Linked DNA regions of Homo sapiens: region 1 is linked to region 2. Evidence: read pairs that join two places in POLR2A ChIA-PET (ENCODE). Cell type or tissue: Caco-2. All regions are shown on one strand.

Region 1 (2,500 bases), 510 kb before region 2:
CAGGCAGAGTCTGATTCAGCTCCAAACCACAGGTCCCTCATGTCACCCCAGGCTCAAACCCACCAGTGACTTCCAGAGAGGCACAAGAGGAAGCCTCCCACTCCTCAGCCTGGTTCAGACCCTGCGTCCTGCTTGTGTCCTGACCCCTTGCCAGCCTCATCAGCACTCACGACCCTTCCCCTCCTCCCCTAGTACATTCCCACCGCTTTTCTCAGAGAACTCTTCCATGCTGTTGTTCATTCACCCTTCATGTATTCCTTATCAGATGTTTATTGAGCACCTGCTGTGTTCCAGGGGGCAGGGATGCACTTCAAGCAAGCCACTTTTCCTGGCTCAAGAAGTTGAGTCTGGAAAGAAAGACAAGTAAAGAGGTCAGCAAAAACACAGTGGGAGTAAACAGTGGGATTTGTGCTCTAGAGGCAGCGACTGGGATTGGCCAACTCTGCAGAAGGGCTGGTGAGGGCAGCACTGGGAGGGCAGTCAGAGGAGGGTCGTTTGTGAGCTGTGCCCTGCACACAAGGCACAGCTGAGACAGCTGAGCACAGGGCATCCCGGCAGAAGAACCTGCTCACAGAAAGGCCTAGGGGTGACACAGCATCGCTCATTCTGGGAACTACAAGCTCTCCGGTTCAGTGCATGGGAAGTGCAACAGTTGCTGTGAGCAGGGACCTGGGATGCCAGGCTCTGGGGTTAGGCTTTCTGGTGAGGACAAAGGGAGCCCTTGAAGGGCATTCGGCCACTCGGGTGATAGTAGCATGGAGGGATGATTGGGTGGGGGCACTGGGAGACTCATGCCTGGCTGTCTTCTGTAAATGCCTCATTGCTGGAAAGCCCTCCATCCTTTAACTGTCAAGGGCCAATGAGGAGTCCCTCACTGTGCGAAGTCTTCCCTCCCTCATGCCACCCCCAGCCCCAACCTTAAGGGGACAACGAGCACTCCCTCATCCACCCTTTACCTCCATTGCACTTGGAGTAAACCTCAATCCTAGGCCTATTGTTTGCTGACTTGAGTTGTCAGAAGTCAGCCTCCTCCACCATCCCCTGGAAAACAGGAATCTGTGTCTTGGCCAAGGCCACTCCCCTGCCCAGGTGTTTGTGAAGGCCCTGCCCCATGTCCTGCTAATCAGTGCTCTCCCACTGATTGGCTGATTACTTGCAAGCCCCAGAGGAGTCACCTGACCTGTCTAGGCCATAGGTACATCTAGAAGAGAACAATCTCAACTCCTGGGTCTTCAGGAGTGGAGTAGATTTCAGGTGGAGCAAGGCAGACATAGAGCCAGGAATTGCAGCCACAAGAGAGAAACTGAAAGTTCAGCCCACTGTGTTCTGAAACCTTTCACTCATTTATTCCCTGCAACAGTCCCTTGAGGTAGATACTATCATTTTATTCAGCTTGCCAATGTGGAAACTATGGTACAGAGAGGTTAAGTAAATCCCTTCAAGGTTATGTGGCCAGCAGAGGCAAAGCCAGGATCTGAACATGGGTAACACTGGCTCCAGAGCCTTTGTTCTTAAATTCTGTGCTATCCTAGAGCCTACCTACTCCTTACTTAAAACTACAGACGAGGACCCTAGCAAACACTATTTCCCCAGGGTACTTGCCACACCCTCTGCGTGGCCCAGATCCTGGCCCTGGATGTAGTATGCTCCAGTTCTTCCAGGTAGGCTGGAGATTCCTGGAAGCTTGTGGGAGAAGGAGCCTTATAACAACCTCCCGTCTTGGGGACCCTATCCTGGGTCCTGAGCCTCAGGAGCCTGCCTGCAGTCCCTGTTGTAGGCTCTTCCCCAGCTAAGCATCTGCTTTAGGTGTTAGGCCACATGAAGTACGTCATCCCAACAGATTCCTGGGCAAGGAGGAAGGCTGGGAGTCAGGCTTCCATCTGGCCTGGGCTTAGCATCTGAGGGGACTTTCACCCTTCCCTGTGAAGGTTGGAAGAAGAGGGGGCCCCAGAACCTTGCCAGGGAGTCTGAGGTGCAAGGAGTGGAAAGCGGGAGGGACACTGGTCAGGATGATGGAGTCCTGTTACCAAATAGACCCAGAAAGTAGGGCTGCCCACTCCTTCTCAGGGATCAGCAAGTGGAATGTGCTTTTCTGGGGAAATAGGACGAAAGGGCCGGGCGCAGTGGCTCACACCTGTAATCCCAGCACTTTGGGAGGCCAAGGCAGGCGGATCACCTGAGGTCAGGAGTTCGATACCAGCCTGGGCAACCTGGTGAAACCCAGTCTTTACAAAATACAAAAATTAGCCGGGCATGGTGGCACATGCCTGTAATCCCAGCTACTCCAGAGGCTGAGGCCGGAGAATTGCTTGAGCCTGGGAGGCGGAAGTTGCAGTGAGCCGAGATTGCACCACTGCACTCCAGCCTGGGTGACGGAATAAGACTCGGTCTCCAAAAGAAAAAAAAAAAAACAACCATGCACACAAAGGAGAGACCGGAGAATTTGTAGTTTAAAAAGTCCTGGCAGAGGCCGGGTGCAGTGGCTCACGCCTGTAATCCC
Region 2 (2,500 bases):
AAATGATAAAAGACATGAAAGATAACATAAATCAGAAGTAGAAAAACTTAGAAATGGGATGCAGATTCAAGAAAGAATTAGAAATAGAAGGAAAAACATTATTTTATAAATGAAAATAAAACTATAAGGAGCACAAGAACCAATAAACACTATAAATAATGCTTATGAGAAACAAAAAGCACAAAGGGAGGAAAATTTTAGAATCAAAAAGAAATTAAGAATGTGATAAATATGGTTTGAGAGAAAAATGACAAATATTGAAGATAGGCAATGAAGATCCAATATGTGAACAATAGGCATCCCTGTGAAGCAAAAACCAAAGTAACATCCTAAAAATTATAATTCAAAAAGCCTCATGAAATTAAACATATATAAATTTAAACTTGTATATTGAAAGAGCACACTGTGCACCTCAGAATATTAACTCAGAAGAACCAAGACATATTTTAGTAATATAACTGGGTTTTAAAGAAAAAGAAAAAAAATACTTTGGACATCTAAGCTAAAAGTGACATATAGGAGAAAGAAAATGACATTGTCATTCTGACTTTTCTACAGTCATATGTTATGAGAGAAGAAAATGGAATAACATATTAAAGGTATTCAAAAAAGAAAATGTGAACATGAGCCAAGGATTTTATATTCAGTAAAATCGACCTTCAAGTGTGAAGAACACACACTTATATTAACGTAACATGTAAGAACTGAGAGAATATTGTTCCCAAGAGCCCTCCTTCGGGAATCTGCTAACGAATGAATTTCAGACAACAAAATAACTAGAGAGAGATTGACATAAAACCAATGATGAGCATTAAACAAGATTGAGAGTTAATAGGGATATATTATGATCTGACAATATAGATATAATATTAAAAATGGGGAGAATAGAGATGGTATATGCAAAACATTTTAAGCTTTTAAAAATATCTTTTCACAATTTTATTTTTAATTTTTGTGGGTACATAGTAGGTGTATATATTTATGAGGTACATGAGATACTTTGATACAGGCATACAATGTATAATAATTACATCATGGTAAATGGGGTATTCATCCCCTCAAGCATTTATCCTTTGTGCTACAAGCAATCCAATTAAACTCTTTTAGTTATTTTTAAATGTACAATTAAATTATTATTGACTATAGTCACCCTGTTGTGCTAGCAAATACTAGGTCTTATTCATTCTTTTAAACTATTCTATTGCACCAATTAACTATCCCCACTTTCTCCCCACTTCCCCACTACCCTTCCTAGCCTCTGGTAACCATCCTTCTACTCTCTTTCTCCATGAGTTCAATTGTTTTGATTTTTAGATCCCACAAACAAGTGAGAACATGCGAAGTTTGTCTTTCTGTGCCTGGTTTATTACACTTAATATAATGGTCTCCAGTTCCATGTATTTTGTTGCAAATAATATTATCTCATTTTTTATGGCTGAATAGTACTCCATTGTGTATATGTACCACATTTTCTTTATCCATTCATCTGTTGACGGACACTTAAGTTGCTTCCAAATCTTGGCTATTGTGAATAGAGTTGCAATAAACATGGGAGTGCAGATATCTCTTTGATACACTGATTTCCTTTCTTTTGGGTACATACCTAGCAGTGGATTCCTGGATTGTATGGTAACTCTATTTTTAGTTTTTGAGGAATTTCCATACTGTTCTCCTTAGTGGTTATACTAATCTACATTCCCACCAGCAGTGTGTGAGGGTTCCCTTTTCTCCACATGCTTGCCAGCGTTTGTTATTGCCTGACTTTTGGATAAAAGTCGTTTCAACTGGGGTGAGATGATATCTTGCTGTAGTTCTAATTTGCATTTCTCTGATCATCAGTGATGTTGAGCACCTTTTCATGTGCCTGTTTGCCATTTGTACGTCTTCTTTTGAGAAATGTGTATTCAGATCTTTTGCCCATTTCTTAATTGGATCATTGGACTTTTTCCTATAGAGTTGTTTGAGCTCCTTATATATTCTGGTAATTAATCTCTTGTCAGATGAGTAGTTTGCAGATATTTTCTTCTATTCTGTGGGTTATCTCTTCAGTTTGCTGACTGTTTCCTTTGCTGTGCAGAAGTTTTTTAATTTGATGTGATCCTTATTTGTCAATTTTTTTCTGTGTTTGCCTGTGCTTGTAGGGTATTACTCAAGAAATCTTTGCCCAGACCAGTGTCCTGGAGAGTTTCTCCAGTGTTTTCTTGTAGTAGTTTCATAGATTGAAGTCTTAGCTATGAGTCTTTAATCCATTTTGATTTTATTTTTATATATGGTAAGAGATATGGGTCTACTTTCATTCTTTTGCATATGGATATCTAGCTTTCCCAGCAACATTTATTGAAGAGACTGTCTTTTCCCCAGTGTACATTCTTGGCACCTTTGTTGAAAATGAGTTCACTAGGTGGGGCACGGTGTCTCATGCCTGTAATCCTAGCACTTCTGGAGGCTGAGGTGGGTGTACCACTTGAGCTCAGGAGTTCAGGACCGGTCTGGGCAATAC

The links. ChIA-PET counts read pairs that join two places held together with the same protein. Peaks named below come from ENCODE experiments on the same cell type or tissue, not always from the same donor. Only the 100,000 strongest peaks of a DNase experiment are listed, where the experiment ranks them.
Region 1: POLR2A ChIA-PET joins it to region 2 with 5 read pairs; 2 of 35 experiments call an interaction of 5 or more read pairs at or near these places.

The regions. Positions count from the first base shown.
Region 1 is chr11:120,220,164-120,222,663 of GRCh38, forward strand. The region is part of intron 1 of OAF (out at first homolog); the gene reads left to right. Among named protein-coding and RNA genes, the nearest start is that of OAF, 10 kb to the left of the region's middle. RefSeq lists an enhancer at 547-1,046. In Caco-2, no CTCF peak of the experiment used is centred here; a DNase peak (open chromatin) is centred at 1,108.
Region 2 is chr11:120,727,673-120,730,172 of GRCh38, forward strand. All of the region lies in intron 3 of GRIK4 (glutamate ionotropic receptor kainate type subunit 4), which reads left to right. Among named protein-coding and RNA genes, the nearest start is that of GRIK4, 220 kb to the left of the region's middle. In Caco-2, no CTCF peak of the experiment used is centred here; no DNase peak of the experiment used is centred here.